Regions from separate parts of the Mus musculus genome. Here region 2 is linked to region 1. A link is a loop called in an ENCODE intact Hi-C map of the cell type or tissue named here. Cell type or tissue: heart. All regions are shown on one strand. Links, peaks and the distances in the headings refer to the core of each region. The heading gives the core; the rest is flanking DNA.

What was found. Peaks named below come from ENCODE experiments on the same cell type or tissue, not always from the same donor. Only the 100,000 strongest peaks of a DNase experiment are listed, where the experiment ranks them.
Region 2: it touches region 1 in a loop (2.7-fold over the local background); 18 of 42 quality-filtered maps call a loop at or near these places.

The regions. Positions count from the first base shown.
Region 1 is chr16:95,610,218-95,622,625 of GRCm38, reverse strand. No RefSeq gene overlaps it. Among named protein-coding and RNA genes, the nearest start is that of Gm31845, 52 kb to the left of the region's middle. In heart, for the core only: a CTCF peak has its summit at 6,875 (motif pointing left); no DNase peak of the experiment used is centred there.
Region 2 is chr16:95,958,505-95,970,912 of GRCm38, reverse strand. No RefSeq gene overlaps it. Among named protein-coding and RNA genes, the nearest start is that of Psmg1, 26 kb to the left of the region's middle. In heart, for the core only: a CTCF peak has its summit at 6,301 (motif pointing right); no DNase peak of the experiment used is centred there; H3K27ac peaks cover 602 bases; H3K27me3 peaks cover 315 bases.

The sequences.
Region 1 (12,408 bases), core at 2,908-10,907:
TTCAAGTCAAGAGAAGAGCACCCTGGGAGTGTCACATGTCCTCTTGAGTGGGATTGAGCAGAATGTGCAAGGCAGAGGTGAGGGTGGGACAGAGAGAAGCTGAGGCTAGATCATAAATGGGATTTTAGCATTAAGAAGAGCAATTGACAAGTTTTACAGGGACTGGCTACAACAGGAAATACTTTGTGCCTTTGAATGGGCCTGTGCGCTTCTTATATGGCATTCCCTTTCCAAGCCCATAGAGAAACATCACTGTAGGGGGCGGGTATCTCTGTCTCTGGGATTTTCTTGACTCTTCCTGCTGCTTAGACGGGTTTCCGCCTTTTCTAGTCTCTGGGTAGTTTGGAAATCATTTCCAATTTCCCTGAGCTCTTCTGAAAACCAGCAGCACTGGACGCTGATGACTGTGCGAGGAAGATCAGAGAAGCCTGCACAGTGTCTCTCAGCTGCCAGCGTCTTCCTCCGGATGTGTCCCAGGAAATTCTTTGCCACACAAGATACGTGAGTATTGTTTTCTGCTTGGCCTGTGAGTCTGCCATGTTCAATTTTTACCCAAACTTTGGCCAGCTGAATTCAAAACAAGAGTTCAAGCTTCCTGGAAACGTCTGGGTTTCCCTCGCCATCTGGCTTGGGCTTGGTAACGATCAACTGTTATATTGTGCCATTTTATTAACCTTTATTTTAGATTATGCACCCATCTTGGAGAGGAGGCTAGAGTGTTATCAGAATCTCCATTTTTCTGATCTCCATCCTTTTAATAACAGTGTGGCTAACTCAGTTTTGTTCAAAGGAAATGGCAAAAAAAAAAAAAGTTTCAGATCTAAGTCTCTAGGAAGGATCAGTTGATATGGAAAGTGAGGAAACAGAGCAGTGTTTTATTAGTGTAAATTATGTTGGCTTTCCCATTGCTGATGGGAATGCAAATCTGCGCAATTTCTTTGGAAGAATATGGTAAACCGGACAGCCCACACACTCTATCTGCTAGTGATTCCACTCCTAGGTGTGTGCCAGGCAGGAATGCACTCTCACAATCACAACAACAACAAGCCTGGCAGAGCTCACAGTTGGTGCTGACTCTGGTAGCCCAGAGCAGGAGAGCGCTCAGATGCCTGCACGCCTCCACGGTGCTATGGCCACACCACTTCACACTCTTCAATGGGAGAACACAACCCTATAGAACAATGGCAGCACCAAATCTCTCAAGCATCCTACTTGGTCAAAGAAGCTGAGTGTGAGAGCACGGGCTTGCACATGACTCCATTTGTTAAAAGAGATGCAAAAACATTGACAGACTGAGAAGTCAGGCTGGTGACTTGGAAGAATCGGTGACTGGGGGAACATGGAGAGAGTTCTCTCAGGTGTACGTCAGACGCATCTCTACCTCAGCTGGGTCCTCAGCTGCATCAACTCTGAGAAGATTCTTCACCGAACACATACTTCATTTAATTAACCTCTTTTTGTCTTGAAAATTAAAGGAAGAAAGAAAACATCAGAACTATCCCAGAACGTACCAATAAAAGTAAACGAGACAAATTTGTCCGTGAAAGGACAGCACTCTTGTAAAACATGATAATCAGTACAAAGCCCTTGCCTAGTATGCACAAAGCCCTAGGTTTGATTGCCAGTACCACAGAAAACAACAAAAACAACAATCAGTACATTATCGTTGCATCTGAGTCAGATGAAGCTATCATTGCTTCCTGGCTTCGTTCTGACATTAAAAACAGTAAGAGATTTCACGCCCTTAGTTACATTCTGCCCCTTCTCAGGGGCAAAGCATTATTTCCCTCTTTGAAGGTAACTGTCTCATAGGAACACATGAATACTGCTCAGCCTCTCTCCTATGTGGTGTCTTCAGAGATCACCCCACCTTCTCTCCACTCTAGCAACATTCCCCTCACACTGCAGCCAAAGGCTGCTCCTTGTCTCCTTTGCACGGTGCCTGGACATCTATCTGTCTTCTGGGCTGGCTCTTGCAGAAGAGAGTCAACTCCTGGGGTACCTGAGTCATTCCTCTTTGCCTTTGTACCCTGGAATCTAGAACAACACCTTTGATGGATGTTTGGGAAATTGCTGCTTTGGACTTCCCAGGCTGACTGTGATTGGTGCTTCCAAGTGCCTGCGATGGCATCATTGTATGGATGCTTACCCTACCTGAGTAAGCATCTCTCTAGCAAGGAGTCAATGCCTGAACACCATGTGCCACAGGACAGTTTGGAGTTGATTTTTCTATTGGTATATTACATAATTGTCTCACTTGACTAACCCAAGACCCCTTCACACAGACTGTAACACTTCATACCCAGCCACACAGTACAGCTTTTCTGCCATCGGTCAGAGGGTGTGTATGAGTCATAGCTTGTGCACATAGTAATATTTCTTGTAGATGAAAAGCAAGCTGTCAGGATAACCCTATTTTCACCCATAGCACCCTGAGTCACTCACGACAAGAGTAACACGTTCTTTGCTTCAGCTCTAAGGAGACCATTTTTACCTCCCCCACCACCACCACCACCACTGACTTTGGAGTTTGTTTTTCTCCTGGAAGCTGGCTTTTCTGAACATTCTCACTTAGCAGCCCAAGTGCACCGTGTCTCTGGCACTTAATCCCAAGATTACAGAGTTCTCTGAAAGATGAGTAAGACCAAATGGATTTTTGATGTCAGATGGTTTTCCCCCCTCTTTGTAAAGTGCCCCATGGTTTGACAAGCTTCACTGTGACTGTCAAAAGATTTGGAGCTCACACTTGGCAGGATCATGCTTCATCCAGAAGAAGGAATTTTCCAGATGGTTTGGAAGGCTGAAGGGCAATATTTGGGAGACCAGGAAAAATTGTCAGCATATAATTGATTGGAAATGCCTGTTCAGTCCTTTTCAGAATTCTCTTTCCTTTTACCTTGTTCTCTTCTGTGAACTCCTGCATGTCTTTCCCGGGCTTCACCTTCTCCTCTGCATCGTTTAGACGTAACATCAAGTGCTCCCCACTACTGGGGCAGTTTTCCTAAGGGATTTGCTTATTAGCTAGAATCATACAACTGCCACTTCTGTAGGCCTAAAATGCTCACATACCTGTCCTTTCATTCGGTTTGACCCAAACATCCGTCTTTGGAATTGCATCAATGGATTCATCAAGCATTTGTTCAACATTTATGATATGTTCAACCCAGAGATGGCGCATAAGGCTACAACAGAGGATAAGATGCAGCCCTTGCCCTCCAGGGGTCTAACAGAAAGCAGCTGTGCAAACAGGCAGTTACAGATGTGTGCAGGAACAGTGCTACAGTAGGGCATGACAGTCTACCGGGCACTTCAGCCAACGTTGGGAGTTGGCTAGGGCAACAGTTGTCCGGCCAGAGCCAGGAAGCAGTTACTGGAGGAAGGCATGTGAGCTTTGAGGATAATACCCCTGCCTGTAATGCTCCCAGATTGGGGTGGGGTTGGGGGTCCTCTTAAGCAGACACTGCTTAAGTAGGGTACAGCCAGAGAACATGATGGGTTCTGGAGAACGCCAAGACTGGACAATGAGTGGGTGTCATGTACCGTGCTCGAGAGATCATTCCAACAGCAGTAGGAAGGTGGGTTTTGAACCTGGGAGTGGCTGACAGCCTCCTGTGTGCAGTTGGGATTAGATGAAGGGCAGATCAACCAGGGAAGATTGAGTGTTGAAAGCCTGGGCTCACTTTTTCCTTTTCTGCCAATGGTTTTCTCGTTCTTAAGTGGCTTGCTGTATTCAACTTAGTAAGAAAGCAATAACAAAAAGGATCGTGGCTGTAAGAATGAATGTTCTAGAAGACAACTGTCTTAGGGAAGTTGTTGGTGAAGTGACAGGTGAACCGACCTCCAAATGTCAAGTGGCTCAGAGCAGCCTAGGTCAGTAGGAGAAAGACCTCGGGTGGCCAGTGTAGCTGCCCAGGGCAGCTGTGGAATGGCTTGTCCAACCACCCACTAGGCAGTCCTTTCCACTGCAGGAGGGGACTTTGGGCACACATAGACTTTTTCCCCCAGAAATGTAGAAGGGGCAGGACTGGATAGACAAACGGCAAAGCATCTCATGTTGGAAGACGCCCTCGGCTTTCAGGGGCGAAGGCACTGCACTGGCAGAGAGGAGCTGCTTAAACACAGCCTGCATTTTTGCTTTCGGTTCTAATCTAATATTAACTTCATCCATGTCTCTGAAGCACGTACATGATCCGATCCCTACTGTGCCCTGGCCGCCTCCCCGGACCCCTGCTGTTTTTCCAAGCTGCTCTAAATTTTCCAGGTTGTTGGAAGCGCTGGCGATTGGGTGGCCTTCGAGAACGTCTTACATTAAAGCCAGTCGTCCTGAGTTATGGTTTTTCCATCAGCTAAACCTTTTGCACCAAATTGCCCACGGCTGAAACTATTTTCTGATAGATAAATATTTTCAAAGTTCCTCTGTCAAGCCCAGTTTAGAAATGTCAAATGCGTAATGACTGCTCCCAGCCTGGTTTTCCTTTTAGGTACTTGCTTTTTTCTCTCTCCTTTGGAGCAACAGGTCATTGAGTGGGTGGGGTGTTGGAGAGCCACACAGGGAGACTGTGAGAGAGAGGGACTTTGAGATCTTTGGCGACAGCACCCCATCTAGAGAGCTCTCTCTGTATACTTTTATTTTACAGTCTTTCCCACCTTTCTCAAGCCCCACACACCCAGGCTGCTTTCATGGGTTGTGAAGGGCACCCCGGAGTGAGCTTGATGTGTTTGCATTTTGCCCACACCGGGAGTCTGAAAAGATTCAGGACATGACTTAAAAAGTAAAAGTTAGGAAGCCCCAATCTGAGAAACTTAAAGAAGGGTCAGGGAACAGTGTCCTAGCGGGCATGACGGGCCAGATCAATAGCTTAAAACCAGCGTGAAGCTGAGCACAAAAGGAAACAGAGCTACCTGTCTGCACCACAGTGAATTTTCTTATTTGCTTATTTGTCTCCTCCCGCGGTACTGCAGCTATTTGGGAGATCTGGGTGTGCACAGGGCACAGAGAATGCTGGGAATTAATGTGGCTCGTGTGCATTAAGCAGGAGCTTCATGTGCAGTCATACTCCCAACCCCAGATCTAGACTTGGTTCTTATTGTCACTGTTTGTGGTAGGATCTCGATTCGTGGCCCAGGCTGGGTCCAACTCTGTGGAGCCCAGGATGGGCTTCAACTCTCAGTGGTCCTCCTGCCTCAGCCTCTCAAGTGCTGAGATTACAGGTCGAAACCATGATGCCTGGCTCAGCTTCTTTTTAACTAGCACATAATTGTTCATATTTATGAGGCATTATAGTCCTTTGATACAGCACCTTGTGTATGTATATGTAAAGAACAAGTTGGGGTAATTAGCACACATATCGCCTCAAATGTTTAGAATTGTCCAGTTATTTTCAAATAAATATTCTATAGTATCCTTAACCTCACGCACCCTGCTGTGCTATAGGACATCCTTCTCCTGTGTAGCTGTTACCTTTACGCTCACTGACCAGCCTCTCCCACCACCCTCTCTGGGCCACTGTTAGAAAACCACCCTCCTATACTGCTGGGGGTTAGCACTTTTAGAGTGCACATGGGAGTAAGAACAGGCAGTGTTTGTCTATCTTTGTCTTGTTTCACCTGACATAATGTCTTCTAGATTCATCCATGTCAACACAATCAGCAAGACTCCATCTTTCTTTGTGATGGAACATTATATACACACACATATACACACATTTATAAACACACACACACACACATATACATATACATACACCTATACACACATATATACATATACACACATGTATACACACACATATATACACACATACACATATACACACATTATATATATAAACACATACATACACACATACACATTGTATACACACATACATACATACATACATATATACACATATACACATAAATACATATATACATATATATATATATACACACACACACATATATACACACACATACACACACACACACACACATATACATATACATATATGTCCACCAAACAATGAAATGTATGTATGTGTATTATGTGTGTATGCATATATGTGTGTATATGTATATATGCATATATATATACATATATATATGTATGTGTGTGTGTGTGTGTGTGTGTGTATGTTTGGTGGACATCTAGATTGATTCCATGCCTTGGCTGCTGTGCCTGGCATTGCCATGAACCTGGAGAGCAGCCGTCTCTTTGACATACTAGTTTCAAGTTCTCTAGATAAATACCCAGGAGCATCAAGTGGTAGTTCTATTCTTTACCTTTCTTGGGCCACCACCCCAAGCTGTTTCCATAATGACTGTTTTAGTTGACATTCCCACCTAAGGGTTTCCCTTTCTCTGAATGCTTACCGGTGCTTATTAATGTTTCTATACTTGATAGTGACCACTCTAACCACAGTGATGGTGGCAGCTTCCTTATTCACTACCATTATCCAGCTGTGGGAACAGCTAGTGCATAGCTCTTCCAAGGAGCAGGTGTCAAAAAAGAATAATAACAGGATCAACTAGTCCTGTAACTAGTCCAGGACAGGACTCTGTGTACCTGTGATGGGGACTGAGTGTTATGTATCATTCCCAGACCAGCTACCAGGGTGGCCATATTTGCAGATAGCTCCCACTACCATCCCATACATCCCTGGAAATGCCTACCCAAATGCAAGAAGAGAGCCCTCACCAGGAACCACTACTCCTGGGACGGCACCATGGGACATCATTAATCTCTTATTAGTCTAATGAAGTCGGGGTGGAGCTGAAGAGATGGCTCAGTGGTTGAGCACACTGGCTCTTCTTGCAGAGGATCTAGGTTCCATTCCCAGCATCCACCGTCCTTAACTCCAGTACCAGGGGAATCGTGCGCCACCTTCTGGCCAATTCAGGTACTGCATGCATGTGGCACACACTATGTGCTGCAAAAACACACAAACATAAAATGAGAATAAATAAATCTTAAAAAAACTGTAAGAGATGAGGGTCGTGCTGCTTCTGAGAGGTGATGGGAACAGCTTTGTTCCTGGAATAGAAAGACCTTGTTCATAGTCTAGTTAACATTTGCCTTGCCAATCATGTGCTCTGCTTTTCTGAGCCCCTCTAGACCCCTTGTTGTAGAAAATTCTGGCAGGATCCATTTCTTTCAGGGCCTTCCTGGTGGCATGGCTTACATCACCCGGATGTCTGGGGTCAGAACACACTTCCAAAGTCACAGCAGCTTCCCACCATATCTGTTCTCTCCTCTGCCTCCCAGTCTTCCACTGAAGTGCAGGACTTTAAAAGCCATCTCTGAATAGGGCTCAGGTCCCAGTTTGGGAATAGGGCTGTCAGAGTCCGTGGCATGCTAATCTGTACAATCATTTCACATTCCAAACATTTTCACAAGTGTCTTCTTTCATGGGAAGGACTGGCTGTCCCTAAGCACAGAGTGCAGAACTGAAGCAGCTCATTTTAAAACACAGCCACGGTGCCCTCCCTGGGGTCTTCAGTGCTCACTCAGCTGATGTCTGGGGAGGATTTCCTGAGTAACGCCCTGGGCTCTGCAAAGCTGGTTAGAAAAAAAAAGTGATGTGTTATGGAGTATGAAATGACTGAAGAGGAGGGGGCCAGAGGCCCGGGACTTGGAGGTTAGTTATAATCACCAACTTGGCACAATTGAGAATCACCCAGGAAGAGTCTCAGTGAGAGGCTGCCTAGACCAGGTTACCGTCTGGGGGTTACTATGGAGGACTGTCTTAATTACATTGAGATTGGCAGACTCACCCTCTGTGGGCAGCACGGTTCCTTGGGCAAGGGTACCCTGGATTGTCTGAGGTGGAGATGGCAAGCTGAGTGTTAGCATTCATTCATTCATTCATTCATTCATTCATTCTTTCATTCATTCACAGAGTTCATTCACAGCTCTCTACTCCTCCTGGTGGGTATCATGTGACTACCACTCTGATCTACACTCTGGGTGTCATGTGACCAGCTGCTTCAAGCTCTTGCTGCCCTGACTACCCACAGTGATGGGCTGTAACCCAGAACCTCATTTTAAATATATCCTTTCTCCCTTGGTTTTCCAGGGTAGTTTACCACAGCAACAGCAATGATAAGACAAAGGGATTGAGGGTGTTCAGTTAGAAGTTTACGATGTCAGCTTTATACCCAGCTGGAGAGCTGTTCTGGGCACCTCTTAAAGCAAAAACCGAACCCACTGATCTCAGAGCATCTCCACTCTCCACTCTCACTCTATGGCAGAGCAAGGAGAAGAGTGTTATTTGTGAGAGATACTGATGAAGGGCACAAATGCTCAGAGAGATGTTGGTGGAACATGCAACCAACCACACAGCCTCTGTGTTCACAACGTATAAGAATCAAGACCTTTGGGGGGGGGGTGGAAATCAGCAGACAGAACTCAAGGTTGGGTTGTGACAGTGGACTAGCCTGGACTGAAGGAAGAGTCATGACCTTAAAGGAAGTGAAGGGCACAGGGTACGGGTGAGTGAGTCCCAGGAGCAACAACCTCAGGGGATAGCCAGTTCTGACCCACAGAGTCCCTCTCTGGCTTGTGAGCTGAGAATGGTTTGATACTTTAAAACGATTGGAAAATAATCAGAAGGATTTTTTTTTGTGACATGTGGAAGATGTATAAAGGTCAAAGTTCAGGGCTCACAAGAGAAGTTTAGTGAAAGCCACTTGTGGGGGTAATCTTGTCAGTTGAGTAGATTTAGAATCACTTAGGAGACTCACCTCTCTGCACATGTGTGGGAGTCCAGAAAGGTTTAACTTCGAGGGAAGAGTCTCCTTGAATATGGACAGCACCATTTTATGGCCTGGGATGTGTGTCTCAAACTGAATAAAAAGAAGAAAATGAATTAGGCATCAGAATTTCTCTTCCTCTGTTTCCTGACCGTAGATGTGACATGACAGCCATCTCACACACACACCTCTCTCTCCACACCTTCCCTGTCAGGATGGACTGCACCTCTGTAAACCATGAGCTGGATAAATCTTCCTTCACTTACGTGCTGCTGGTGAGAGCTTGCGTGATACATGGTCAGAGCTGAGAGGGCTCCAAGAAAGGAAATGGGCTTCAAAGCCTGGAATGTCACCTGTCTGCCTCTTCTTCATTTGCTGTGGGGCAATCTCACCAGCTCAGTGGAAGGGCTTCTATAAAATGACTGGATAAAATTTAAGTTGTTGGGGTGAGCACCCATCCACTATGACTGAAGTTCTTATGCGATGAGAACACTTGGACATAGCAGAGGGAAGAGGCTCAGGAGGAAGCCTTACCCAACAGCCAAGAAAGGGACCTGGGGTAGATGTTACCTCACACAGAAGTCGACCCTGCTGAGACCTTCATCAGAACCCCCACCCTCCAGAACAGGAGATAACTTTGTGTTGTTTCAGCTGCCAGTTGTGACACTTCTTCCTAGCTGTAGTGGAGCAGTATACTCTCTGATGGTACTGAGTAAAATTATACCTGACACACTCACAGCATCACACCTGACACACTCACAGCATCACACCTGACACAGCATCTCACCGGACACACACAGCATTGCACCTGACACACTCACAGATCACACCTGACACACAGCATCACACCGGACACACAGCATCACACCTGATGCACACAGCATCACACCTGACACACTCACAGCATCACACCTGACACACTCACAGCATCACACCTGACACACTCACAGCATCACACCTGACACACTCACTCACAGCATCACACCTGACACACTCACAGCATCACACCTGACACACTCACAGCATCACACCTGACACACAGCATCACACCTGACACACTCACTCACAGCATCACACCTGACACACAGCATCACACCTGACACACTCAGAGCATCACACCTTACACACTCACAGCATCACACCTGACACACTCAAGCATCACACCTGACACACTCAACATCTTTCATCAGCTTAATCACAGGTGCAGAGGACACCATGTCATCTCAACGGAAGTGAAGGACCAGATCTGGTAAAGAATGGGAGAGGTTCCCATCATTTCAACTGCCAAGTCGAGACTGAGGTTTGCTGTAGAAGCTACGAGAGCCGGGCAGCATTCTCTCGCTTTGGAGACACGTGACTCTTCCACAGGAAGTGGGAAATCACCATAGGCCTGGCTCTAGATTCCTCTCTCTCTGTGACGGTTGCAGGGATCACCGAAGCTGTTGGGATTTATTTTCTCTCCAACAAGGGTGTTTCTTACATTTCTCTTTGCTGACTCAGATCTTCCCGCTTTTTGCCTCCACCCCCACTGTAACTTATTAGGTTCTTGTTAAACAAATAAAACACATGCCCGGATTGGGAATTAGAATTTTATGCAACTGTCAAAAATAGCTGCACTGGGAGCAGGGCAGTGACCACAGGAAGTGATTCACTGCCGCCGTCAGCTTCTCTTACCTACAACCCCAGAGAAACAGGAACCGTAAACACTATACTTAGGTGTCACGGAAGGTCACTGCTGCACCTGACCTTGTCAACTGTATCATCTGACAACCGTATAGGACAGAGGAGGAACTCATGGCCATCTAAGGCAAAGAGGCTTGCGGAGGGCCTGGCGCTGTGTCTCAGTGACTATTTCTACCAATGGCGACGTCAATGAAGATGTTTCTCTAATTGTCGTTAAGGCTGCTACATGTATAGACTCTGGGATTTGGTCTGGTTGACATAGATTTTAACTTTAGTTGGCATTCCTACTTTTCGTTTGTGGAGGTGCGAATGGGACCGGTGGTGGTGACAGCATGCATGATTCCACTGGTACCTCTGACCTGCCTCAGTCCATCCGAAAGGACTCTTCATCCTGGGCTAGCTCATTTTACTTGATCTTGGTTGTAGACTCTGTCTGTGTCAGTGCCCTGATGAGGGTGCTTACAGTGTTCTCTGGTGCTTCCCTGATAGGGGCTCATTCACGCTCTCTAGGTCCAGAGAGTCTTCAGTAGCCTTCTGTATTTGATGTTTGGGAAATGGAAGAAAGTTCAAAGGTCATGAACACTGACTCTGAACTTCTTGCCCTACCCCTAACTCCACTGAGACTCAAGACAGGGAAAGAGGACTTCACCTAAGGCATGAAAGTTAGATGATGTGACTCCTTCATGGTTGGTTGAAGTCCATGGATGCTTCTATGGCTCCTCTTAAATTTTCCTTTCTTATCCTTATCTTTAGTATAGAGTATATTGGTGACTCGTCTCGTTGCTGTGATAAAACATATCCAACAAAAGCAACGCAACAAAGGGTTTATTGTGGCTTGCAGTTTGAGGGTAAGGTCTATCATGGAAGTAGGGCTTTGAAGTATCTGGCCACCTTGCATCTACAATAAGGAAGCAGAGAGACCCAAAGGCCAACACCCAGACTGCTTCTCCTCTCTATTCAGCCTAGGGCCGAAGCAGTACTGCCCACAGTTAAGGGGAGCCTTTCCACCTCAGTTATATACATAATCTAGATTATCCTGCATAGGCTTGTCCGGAGGTTAGCCCAGTCTAGATAGTTCCTCACACACGTGGCCAGAGGCTGGCCTCCTGGGTAGCTCCTGTAAGTTGGCAGTCATAATTCACCATCGCGAAGAGCATCTGATGAGTCTGGCGAACCATGAAATGTTAAACGAAGAATATGAACTGAAAGATGATTTCAAAGAGCACCGTAGGAAGAATGTGGAACACGGGATCCAAAAATAAACAGTTTGGACGAGTGTGTTAATGCCTGCTCTTGTCAGGACACAGTGCCTGGCAAGAAGCAAGTTAAGGAAGAAGGTTTTGTTTGGGCTCAAGTTTTGAAGTGAGGCACAGCCGTGGTGGAGGAGGCATGGAGTGAGGATGTCACTATTGGCAGCTGGTCCCATTGCATCTGCATCCAGGATGCAGGGAGACCTGAATGATGGTTTTCACCTCTTCTCCCCTCCCCCCCTTCATTTCATCCCAGAGTCCAGTCCCTGAGACAGTGGCACCCACATTCACACTGAGCCTTCCCTCCTTAGTTAAAGCTCTCTCCCTCTCTCTGGAGACACTCTGGTGGGATCACCCAGAAGTGTAATCTTCCAGGTCCTTTGAAATCCTGTCAGGTTGACAAAGGCTAACCCCCACAGTGGGCAATGGAATCACAACGATTATCAAGAAAAAAATTCATCGAAGGCCATCAAGGGGAAAAAAATGTAAATTGCTTAAAACTTAAGCTCACAGAATGTACAGCATAAGACTGAAACATGTTAGTCAGAGTGAACCCATCAACTGTAGCAAATGTCCTCTCTGGCAGAAATGCCCGGAATGGTAGAGGCTGTGCATGAGGGGAGAGATCATGGGAACTCTGAACCATCCGGTGATTCCAGCACACCTGCTCTATACACATTTGAAAGTTGTAGCTAATTAAACAATAAGACACAAACTCCTGTGCTTCAAAAATTGCTTAAGG
Region 2 (12,408 bases), core at 2,323-10,322, 350 kb before region 1:
CTCAGATGAAACGCAATTCAACTTTAAAAGTCTCATTTATTCAGTAAATTCTGGCATTGTGGAAAAACACAAACACATTTACCATTCCTGAGACAGTATCACCTAATCTCAAATAGGAAGTAAAGAACCAGTCTAATTTCTTCTTCAGTGAGTATGTTTTGGCTTTCATTTTGTATGTGTATTCAGACATAATCATCATTTTAGATTAAAAAAAAAGGGTTTTGTGCTTGTGGTATATGCATATGTTTTTTGGGTATATATATATATATATGTGTGTGTGTGTGTGTGTGTGTGTGTGTGTATATATATATATAGGCATCACTGGGGGGTGGGCTTAGAGGTTTCAAAAGCCTGCAACAGGCCCAGTCTGTCCCTTTCTACCTCAAGCTGACAGATACAAGGTAAAATATCAGCACCTTGCCTCTTGTATGCTGCCAAGCTCCCAGCCATGGTGGTCATGGACTAACCTGAAACCCAACAAACTGTTTCTTCTGTAAGTTTCCTTGGTCATGGTGTCTATTCACACTCATAGAGCTGCTACTAGGATACAAGTTGGTACCAGGGGTTGGGTTTTGCTGTGACAGGCCTGACCATGCTGCTCGTTGGAGGAATGTGGACTTTGGGATGTTGGATTGGGAACATAAGGCGTTGAATGCTGTACATAAGGCTTAATGGTCCACACTAGTAGAACCTTGGAAGATAGATGTGCTGAGAGCCGCCTGGACTGTGGAGGCCCAGTTCAAGTGGTTTCAGAGGGGAACAATAGTAGCAATGGAGCTTGAGACCATTCCTGTGGTGTTTTGGCAAAGAGTGTGGCTACTTTCTGTCTTTGTCCAAAAAGTCTGCCCAAGGCTAAATGGAAGAGTTTTGGATTGCTGTCATTGGCAGATTTTAAGACAGCCTAGCATTGACTGTGCTACATGGTTACTAGTGATTGCTCGGTTTTGGAGGAAGCGTGAAGATGCAGAGGAGCAGGCCTTGGCTGTGGAAGATCCACCTGGATTTCTGTAGTAGGGGATGAGTTTCTTTGGGTACTTATGTGTGCATTTTACAAGCAGGAAGTCCAATTCTATTTCTAACTTCCTCCTCCACAGATAAACATTACAGAGTACATATCACAAAACATTTACATATATTTATTTTTGAAGAATCAATTAAATCGATTTTATCCTTCGTCAGTTTCATGTATAGGATATATCTGGTCCTTTGGAGTCCCGTTCCGCTCTCTCACCTCTCCTCACCCCCTCTTTCCAACAAGGTCCCTCCTACCACCGTGGACATAGTTTTCTTTTAATTTTCAGCAATCATATACTCATGCACGGGCACTTTGGGTCTCAGAAGGACAATTCTCGGGATGTGGCCACTGCACCTGGGTCACAGCTGATGCTCTTTACGACTGATGAGGCATTTGCTTTCTCAACCCTCCCATCTTGGGTAGGAAACTTACTATGATATCTTTGCTGCCCCTACCGAAGTGGCTGGGAATTCACTGCAGAGCCTGAGGGCCAGAGTTCAGTCTTCTGATGACTTCCCTGTGGCAACAAGGCCTCCCCAGAGTCCCTGCAGGCAGCTGGTGGTCCAAGCCTCTCATCAGCTCTGCTGGACAGGCTCACACTCTTATGTTGAATCTCCTAACCTCAGGGTGACTGGATTTGAGGACGAGGTATAATTAAGGTCCAATGAGGCCAGGACAGCGAGGCCCTCGGTGCAGTGGGACTGAGGTTCTTCAGACCTCTCCATACACAGAGGAAGAGACTCTTAGGACATGGGGACAGAGCCACCTGCCTGTTGAGGAGACAGGCCTCATTAGAAGCCAACCTTGCCTATGCCTGGGCCTTGATGCGTACCTTCTGTACTGAGACAATATTTTTTAGATTTGTCTTCGTTTTGTAGTGCTAAGGATCAAATCTAAGTAGTCCACACCGAGTCATGTCTCTAGAGTTAGTTGCATGTTTTAAGTTCTCCAATGTCTCGTATTCTATTCAGTCAACCAGAGCAGACCAAGATGTCTAATGATGAAGAACAAACTCAGGTAGCTTAGAGCTACCTCAGCCTGTCCCCTTTCTAACAGGACCCAGACATTCTGGGGTAGAAGGCTAGGTGGGACCAAGCTGGACCAGGTCAAGCTACTCTGTACATTGGACTTCTTGTGACATGGATTTTGGAACACTGGGCCCATCCGTGGGAAACCTGAGGTTTTCGTTCAGTGGTTGGGGAATGGAAAATTCTATAGGCTCTTCTCTGTCACGACGAATCTTCATCGTCAGTCGGATCAGACTGTGTGGGAACATATCTCAGGGTGTGTCTGTGAGGTTATTTTCAGGATGCTTTAACCAATGCAGGGAAAACCTACCCTGCGTGTGGCTGGAACTATCCTCTGAGGGAGGTCTGAGACTGAATGCAAGAGCGCCAGGCTGTGCTGGCTACTCTTATGTCACCTCGACTCAAGGTCTGGAGAGAGGGAAGCTTCAATTGTGAAAATGACTCCATAAGATCAGGCTGCAGCCAAACATACAGGGCATTTTAAAAATTAGTGATTGATGGGGGAGGGCCCAGCCCATTGTGGGTGTTGCCATTCCTTGGTTCTGGGTTCTATAAGAAATCAGGCTGAGCAAGCCATGGAGGGCAAGCCAGAAAGCAGCACCCCTCCATGGCCTCTGCATCAGCTCCTGCCTCCAGGATCCTGTCCTGTTTGAGTTCCTGTCCTGACTTCCATCAATGATGTACTACAATGTGGAAGTATAAGCCAAATAAACCCTTTCCTCCCCAACTTGCTTTTTGATCATGGTGTTTTATCACAGCAACGGTAACCCTAACTAAGACAAATATTCATCGTCTCTGCTTCCTGACTGAAGAATCAACATAACCACTTCACACTCGCTCTGCTGCCATGGATTCTCCAACATGATTGACTGGACCAAGCCGTTCACCAAAATAAACATTTCCTTCCTTAAATAGCTTTCCTCAGGCATTTTGTTAAAGTGTTAAGTGAAGGTGTCTAGATCATGGGCAAGTGTGACAGGCATCCATCCCACTGCCGTGGGGCTGGAGGCCACACAGACAGCGAGCTGGGGCAACACAGAGCTGTAGTCTTGGAGATGGGGGTGCTTGCCTAGGCTGCACATCATTCTGCAGTTACCTGATGACAAAACTGTGGGAATCGTTGTTTCCTGTGGTCTGTTAATAGAACATCCTGTCGGGAACCCTCCACGGTCTTCCAGGCATCAGTCAGAGCTGGTTTCCCATAGTGCGAAGCTGACTCACCCACTCCACAGCCTGAGTCCTTCCGCGGCTTTCTTTTCCACACAGCATCAGACATGAAGCCTTGAGTCCAGAGAGGCTGGCGCTGTAAGAAAAGTCACATGATTTCCCTCAGTCGAAAACAAGCATGAACGAACTCCAGTTCTTAAAGACAGTCTTCTCAGCCAGTGGGAAAATGATCGAAGATAAGGTGAGAGAGGTAGATATTGAGCTAATAATCTGACATGCCCTCTTGAAGCCTCCATAAGAGTACTCAAACCGTGGTGCTTGGAGACCTCGGTGGGTGAGCAGGGAGGTACTGGGGGTTACACCTCTTCCCACTCCTTGCTCTCGGCAATTCTTCAGTGTGGCTCCTCTCGAGCTGTATCCTCTATTATCAAATGGGAAAGAAACAAATGTTTTCCTAAATGTTGTAAGCTGTTACAGTAACTTATCTAACCCGAGAAAGGCATGGTAGGAACCACCTGATTTATAGTGAGGTGGCCAGAAATATAGGAGTTCTGGACTTGTGATTGAAGTAGGGGTCTGTACCCCTAAGCCTGGGGTTGGGGAGTCTGCACTAATCCTGCCAGTCACAGGACCATACAAACTATAGGACGTACAATTGGTGTCCACCAAGAAGGGGAGAATTCCTTGGAGTGGGGATCAGTGTGAGCAAGGCTTGGGACTCGAGAGGACAGGTACGCTGTCCTGTTGGATAATCTCACCTTATTCACTAGTGGGGCTACCAGGTAAACAAGGCAGACTGATTTCAGGGGGAGTCACAAAACAGCTAGCATAAAAGAAAGCCTTTTAAAGATTTATTCTTTTTAATTTATGTGTGCCAGTGTGTGTAGGTGCCTACCATGGCCAGAAGAGGGTGTTGGATCCCCTGGAGCTAGAGTCATATGAGTTCTGGGAAATGAACCTCTCTGGAGGAGCAGCAGATGTTCTCAACTGTGGGGCCACCATCTCTCCAGCTAACCCCCACCTCCAGCAGCTAGTTGAAGGAGGAACTGTCGGGGAGAGCTCCAGAGAGCACCAGGGAAAAGCTGGCAGTGGTCTCCGCAGATAGCAGCTCTCTGCTCAGCAGGTGTTAAATGGACGGCTGCTTCCCTAAATTATGTAAGCTGTCATAGTAAATTATCCAACCCAACAAAGGCATGGTAGGAACCACCTGATTTATAGTGGTATACAAGCCCAAGCATCCTGTAAACAGCATATATTATGACTCCAAAGATTGAATATTTGCCTTTTTAAAATATAAGGATTTATTTGGTTGGTTTATGAGTATGTGTGTTATGTCTGTGGCTGGACATGTGCACATGAGTGCAGGGGCCCGTGGAGGCCAGAGGGGGAGGTTCTGCCTTGGTTGTCAGCCACTCCAGATAGGTGCTGTGAACTGGACTCAGGTTTTATTATTATTATTATTTTTCTGAGAGAGCGACTCAGTGTGTGTCTCAGCTGGCCTGGATCTTGCTATATAAGCCAGGCAGGCCTGAAACCCACAGAGATCCACCTCTGCTTCTCAGGGTTTGGGACTAAAGGTGTGTGCCAAGGCCAGCTTTGGGCATGCGCTAACCACTGAGCAGTCCCTCCATCCTGGATCTTCACCTTCTAAGTAAGAGGTGTGGTTTGTCTTCCTTCATTCAAGTCATGGTGCACTGGGGAAGGCACAATAGGAAAACCAGGTGCTCTTCTGTCTTGCCTGAATATATCCTTAGCCGGTCATCTAGAAGGACAAGGACAGCAGCTTGATAATATTCAGACGTCAAAAGTCCAGAGTGGTTTTCAATGCAGTTTCCATGGCTACGACTCTTTTATTGACTTTCTCAAGATAAACTCCTGACTAGTGGCTGGGAGGCTTGAAGGGCTCTGGAAGTCAGTCTGCTACCTGCCCTATGGCATCCCAGACAGCTTTGAATCCAGGCTGAAAGGCAACCTCCGTCAATATAAGTTCTCAGAAATCTTAGAGAACCGGATTGTCCCTCCATATTGGACACAAGTCACATTGTCTTCTGTTAGTTTCTTATTTTGTTTAATGCAGCACAAGGAGGCTTCACAGAGCTGCCCTGTAGGATGAAAACATTGACATGGAGCAGTCACGCAGCTTACTGAGACTCAAAGAGAGAGGATCTCTAGTCTTTTTCTTTCTTAGAGACTGTGTTCCTGAAACTCTGCTGGGTGTTAGAACCATCTGGGGAGCTTTCAAATGTTCAGTGCCCAACCCAAAAGCCACACAACCTCAGTCGACTTCTGGAGATTCGATCCAGGATTTCTTCACCCTCTGGTAAAGCCAACGTGTGGCCAAGTTTGAGCACCAACTTGTTAGAGTATTCAAGTCTCAGCTTGGACCCAAGGGCTCACACACCAGCCAGCATTCTGCAAGCTACTCCTGCACACTCTGTCAGGCTGAGTCTGAGGATACTTTAATGCATACCAAGTGGAGATCTCCACAAACTGAAGATTCAAACTGCACATCAGAAATGGGGCTGAGAAAGTCACAGGTGTGACAGCTGACTGTGCAAAGACCTCAGGTGTGTAGCCAGAGGCTGGAGCCTCCAGCCCCACACATGGCATATGCAGGAGACTGACTGCTGTTGGATTGGGTGGTATTTGGTGAATGTGAGAGGATTCAGGTCAAGAATGGCACGTCCTAAACCGATTTATGTATCAACTTCTGCATACAGACTGTTTTTAGAATCCCTGAAAATGTTTTGAGGAGCTGTCTCTTGTTACTGCAGAACAAATCCATCAGGTGGCTTTTCCAGGCTGGAAGGAATTTACACTTGAAGTCCCCTGGACATTGCCATGCTTGCTCAGGCTGCTGGGGCCGGTGTGAGGGCTGTGAGGGAATGAAGCTGTCGGCACGTCAGCAGCCCACATTTTCTCAGGTGCTACTGTGAACTCTGGTGAATATTTGATCACAGTGTTCTTAAATCAAACTCTTGCCCACTTAGAAATGATTATTTCATAACGTTCCCTCCGGGCACACAAGAACGTTAGAACGTGCAAAGCGGTTGAACAAGCTGTATGTTACTGCTGCCCTCCTTAACCTACTGAAATTATGAGTGAAGATCGGTCACAAGGGGGCAGTATTGCTCAACAAAGGTCTTTCTTCCTTCCTCCCTTCCTCCCTTCCTCCCTTCCTCCCTTCCTCCCTTCCTCCCTTCCTCCCTTCCTCCCTTCCTCCCTTCCTCCCTTCCTCTCTTCCTTTCTTTCTTTCTTTCTTTCTTTCTTTCTTTCTTTCTTTCTTTCTTTCTTTCTTTCTTTCTTTCTTTCTTTCTTTCTTCCTTCCTTCCTTTCTTTCTTTCTTTCTTTCTTTCTTTCTTTCTTTCTTTCTTTCTTTCTTTCAGGGCCTGGCTGATCTGAGTCTATAACCTATCTTCCCTAAGTATCTGACTGTATTAATACTAGATTCTTCCACAACCACCCATAAGTAACTAAAAACAGCACAGCCATCTGTATGCACTAGACCTTTAGTCTGAGGGCTGGTAAGATGGCTCAGGGGTTAAGGGTGCTTGCTGCAAAAGCTGATGACCTGAGTTTGATCCAAGAACTCATGTGGTAGGGAAGAAGAACAGACCCTGGAAAGTTACTCTTTGATCTTCGTATGCATACATGGCACACACACTCTGAGAGAGAGAGAGAGAGAGAGGGAGAGAGAGAGAGAGAGAGAGAGAGAGAGAGAGAGAGGTACATGTTAAAAAACCAATGTTGGGCTGGTGAGATGGTGAGATGGCTCAGCAGGTAAGAGCACTGACTGCTCTTCTGAAGGTCCTGAGTTCAAATCCCAGTAACCACATGGTGGCTCACGACCATCTGTAATGAGATCAGATGCCCTCTTCTGGTGTGTCTAAAGACAGCTACAGTGTACTTACATATAATAATAAATAAATCTTTGGGCCAGAGCAAGCAGAGGTCCTGAGCTCAGTTCCCAGAAACCACATGATGGCTCATAACCATCTGTACAGCTATAGTGTACTCATATACATAAAATAAATAAATCTTTAAAAAAAACCATAATGTTGACTTTGAAAAACAGAAAGCTGTCCCCACCCCTCTACCTGCTCTCACCCTCCACCTGCCCCCCGCCCCCACCCCTGCTTTTTCTCATGGTTTTTATGAGGCCCCAGATAGTTGTTACTGCAGATGGGAGAGTAATCTCCTGGAAGAAGCACACTCTGTTCGCAGCCATGGCAAGCAGAAGGCTTTGCTCTCTGAGCAACATTGCTCTGTGGGGCATGCAGAGTTGCTGCCTCAGTCTCTCCTGTTAGAGGGAATCATAGAAGGCTCTCAGGCTATGTGCCTGGGGTGGATTGCTGGGTGATCTCTCTTTAAGGTCTTCCTAGCCACAGCAGCACTGGCCCTCCCTTCCTCCACTGAATATGGCCCATTGTGGCCATTCGAGGAGGCCTCACTTCTGTGTTTATGGCTAAGCCCCCCTGTCTTGCCTTACTGCCAGGCTCCTACTTCTCCTGCCCAGAAATGGCTGTGACCCTGAGCCCTGGGGGTTTTTGAGTCCAGCCTCCACTCTCTCCCCATGACAAGGAATGTTCTGGCTTGTCTCACTCTGCATCCCAGGCACCAAGACCTCCCAAGAGTACAAAAGCTCCCTAGGGCCATTAGTCCCAAGCCCACCCAGGCAGACTCTCTTTACAGCATGGCCGCTGTGAGCTGGAGTTCTTGCTCTCTCTCTCCAGTGTCCCTTCTTTGAAAGGAGGCCATGAAGTTCCCTTAGGGAACAGAGAGCCTGATTCCAGCAGATACTGTATATAGTCTTGATGAAAAGCCAGCTGTAGCTCTTGTTCTCTTGCTTCCCCCTTGGGCTCGTCCCTTCCCCCCTCCCTTCCATATTCCCTTCCCCATCTCTCCACATGGTCACGGCCAGCCTCTACTTCTCTACTCTCTCTGCCTTTCTCTGCCTCTACTGCCCTCTTAACTCCCTTCCCTATGCCTGAATAAACTCTATTCTATGCTATATTGCTGGGTATATAAAGAAAAGAAAAGAAAACAAAAAAGAAAAAGAAAAGAAGATCCAGTTGCAAACTGAGGTACTCACCACACACTGGGTGGGGGTGTCAGATATCTTTGTGTTTTCGTGGAATTTCCTTTGAAAAAATGTGGAGAAAATTCTTGAGAGGTTCTCTGAGGCCCCATAGGGGTCCAGGCAGCTCCTACTCTGCCTTCTGGGACCCATATGACCATAACTAACCTTGTTTGGATTTGGTAGAGGCAGACTGGGCCTGGAGAGAAAAGCAGCCTCAGGTTTACAGGGCCACACAGAACTCTTGGCCTATGTTCCTGCTGTCTGCATTAGGTCCACCTGGTTCCTAATTCCACAAAAGTCAAGTCTGTCCAAGGGTCCGAGGCAGAGGCAGTGGATGTGAGGACTCAGGTGTCTTCCCAGACCTCTATCGTGAGAAGGACTTGGTAGGTAGAAGGAAGATACAGGAGGGGATCTGCAGGTGAGCTCTGTGTTTGGAAGATGCTGTTCGCTATAAAGCACAATACAAATAACTTTTATATGAGTTGGTTATGTGTAAGGACAGGTCTGCCTGCCCTGACGGTGTTGAGGCAGAAGCTGATTCAGCCACACTGGGATAGACAAGAGGTTCAAGGGTCAGTGTTGGGAGGTGAGAGTACTTGTCACTGAGTGATTTGAAGTGGGAGGCAACACTGGGTATTCTGATAACTGAAGAGATGGCTGGCACCTGGGCTGCAAGGAGTAGGTAGGATTTAAAATAAAGTACTTATTCTATTTCATGAGTGGAGAGCCTTTTGGGGTGCCACTTGGCAGAAATCTGACATTGACCAAGGACAAGGAAATGGGCTGCTTGGCAGGAATCTGACATCAGACCATGACAAAGAAGTAAGTCCAGGCAGGGACCTGACATTGGCCAAGGACAAGGAAGTCAGAATCTGGTTTTAGGGTAGAACAAAGAAGTAGGCTCAGATATCTTGATCATCCTTAGAAACAGGGATCACCAGAGTGATCATGGGACCTTGTGTTTATTGTCTTGCTTGATCCTTGACTGTTGTCTTTTTAGTTCCTCATTGTACTGCTTGCCCTAAATACCTGCATGTAATTAAAATGGTATAAAAGCGAATTGGGAAACATTAAACCTGCCTTCAGTCTCAGAATTGACAGGGGTCATGCTACAATGTTGTCTAACTGTCTTTTTACTTTTCAATCCTCTCTCTGATCTGGAGAACCTGTTGACTGACTGAGCTGGCTTAGTCATTCATGAGAGTGTCACAAATTGCTAGTTATCCTTTAGTGTCCATTGTTCTGTCTCCCACAATAACTGAAACCTCAGCTCTGCATTGCTTAAGGCTTCCCTTTCTCAGCATCCCTCACAGCTGGGCACAGTGCAGGGTGTGGGAAGGGAGGTGTATAGACTGTGGACGGTACAGTTCTCTCCTACAGAGTAAGCTAAAAATCCTTCCTATAGGGTACAGAAGGTATTGTTCCTGTCTTAGTGCTTTACTTCTGTGAACAGACACCATGACCACAGCAACTCTTATAAGGACAACATTTAACTGGGGCTGGCTTACAGGTTCAGAGGTTCAGTCCATTATCATCAAGGCAGGAACATGGCAGCATGCAGGCAGGCATGGTGCAGGAGGAGCTGAGAGTTCTACATCTTCATCTGAAGGCTGCTAGCAGAATACTGACTTCCAGGAAGCTAGCATGAGAGTCTTAAAGCCCACACCCACAGTGACACACCTACTACAATAGGGCCACACCTTCTAATAGTGCCACTCCCTGGGCTGAGCATATACAAACCATCACAGTTCTCTTCTACAGAGTATGGAAGGTATAGTTTCCTCCTTCCTACACCACCACAGCCAGTGGAGTGGGTACCAGTGTCCTAGAACAGGTGGGTGATGGGATAGAAGGAGACAGTCTTTAGATGTTAGGTCAAAGAAATGAAGGCTTTCGGGCTGGTGAGATGGCTCAGTGGGTAAGAGCACCCGACTGCTCTTCCGAAGGTCCAGAGTTCAAATCCCAGCAACCACATGGTGGCTCACAACCATCTGTAACAAGATCTGACACTCCCTCTTCTGGAGTGTCTGAAGACAGCTACAGTGTACTTACATATAATAAATAAATAAATCTTAAAAAAAAAAAAAAAAAGAAATGAAGGCTTTCCAGTCTACTCGTGTTTTATTTTGGCTGTAGCTTTGTTATTAGGAGTCTATATTATAATTAAAAGAATAAGCTTTTAGTACACCCTAAAGCTCCTTGAGTCATTCACACCCAAACTATATTCCCTAGTCTGAATCTCCCTGGTGCAAGCCCACTGTCCTTTCACGCAGGCACGACAGGGTAGCATTCAGAAATTGACGCTTGGTCATACTTATTAGTGTGTTTTTGGTGTTTCAGGGAAAGTAGGAGAGGGGAGGGTGGAGAGAGAAACAGAGACAGAGATGGAGACAGAGATAGAGAGACACACACAGTGAGTAGCCAGTCAGTTTGGGGCTTCAGTTTTCAAAAGCACAGCACTTAGTGATGGCAGCAGCAAGCAGACCCCTGTTTGCGGAGGCAGGCATCAGGAAAACGGAGGGAGTAAGGCTATCTCGGAGGGGTTGGCTTAGACAGAGGCATCTCAGTTCTCTTGTCTCCTTCCAGGATGATTCTGAAAGTCCTTGGGAGCTCGCTTATAACTTGGACAAAACACCTCTTCCCTTTAAGAAAGCCATTGGTCTGCAAAATTGTGAATGCACAGCTTTCAAGCCAGTCAGCAGCAACACTTTATATAAACTACGCTGGTGGGGAAGAAACTGTTCTAAAAAGTGGGCTGCAATTGTATACAGCTATGAAATTATCAAAGAATATTTTAACGTTAGTTGTGGCCATATATACGTGTATAACTCCAGCAGGACTCCTGTGACGATGGAAAATCTTAGAGGATCAGTGGCCACCAATCTAGCCAAATCATTGAGCTGTAAGTTCACTGAGACACCCTGTCTTCATAGACTGTGGTCAATGAGCTCAAGATATATAGTGTTCTTCTCTGGCTGGCCTTCACATGTGCACACTCACAGATACAGGTATATATGTACCTCATATAAATACATATATAGATATTTATGTATTTATATAAATACATGTATATATTTATAAATACATATAAATACACATATATATTTATGACACAGGATACACACACACACTCTTTTTTAAAAGTGGCAAAAAATGACAAGAGTGTTTATGACGGTCATGGGAGTATGGTATTGGCTGTGAATCAGTTTTGTTTTGTTTTTTATCTTTTTAGCCTGACTGAGGCCAAGGAACTGCATGAATTTTCATTTTGTTGGTTAAACCAAGTTCTCTGTTTATTATTGAAGAAGGAATCTTTAATTAGCTCTACCGGGTGCTGGCCTAGCAGCAAATGGAAAGGCTTAGCTGTTTTCAGTTGTAGGTAAAATTCATAGCTGTTTATCAATGTCTAGTGATCAGGACCAACCATTTGAAAGAGCTGTTTTTTTCACATATATTAATTGCTTTAAGTGTATAATTTGATAATATTAGTCAATTAATTACATCATTATACAAATGGTCACTACAGGTGACTTTAGTGTTTGGTTTCTTTTACTTAGCATGTTTTGAAGTTCAGTTGTGGGACATCTAAGTTTCACTATTTCTTTCATTAACCACTATATGAATAAAGCATATTTGATAATGTCAAAAAAAAGTGGGCTGCAGAGGCTGACTAATGTGTTATCTTAGGAGACAAGACAAGGCTCATGTGAGGAGTGGGTAGAGGCCGTGGAAGAATCAGTTGACTCCATTTTGTACACATCACATTAACTCAGAGGTTCATGTCCACTGCACTGTGAATGGGTGTCAGCGCTGGGCTTGAGCAAAGCGCTAGTGTGGCAGATTCCAGAGAAGCTGCCCATATGAAGAGGCATAGGCTACTAGGACCATAGGTGGCCATGTTTGAAAGGCTCAATGCTGGTCATGTGATGAATACTAATGTAAGATGCCATCATCACACATATGGAAATAAAACATGGAGTGCTGATTACAGTGCTGGTTATGGTGTCCAGGGTAATATCTCCAGCAGCCCCCAACCTTACACAGCGCTGTGCTCCATGTGGGTTGCCTAGACAGTGAGCTGAAGGAAGAGGGTGGTGTGGGTGTGGTGGGGACTTGCC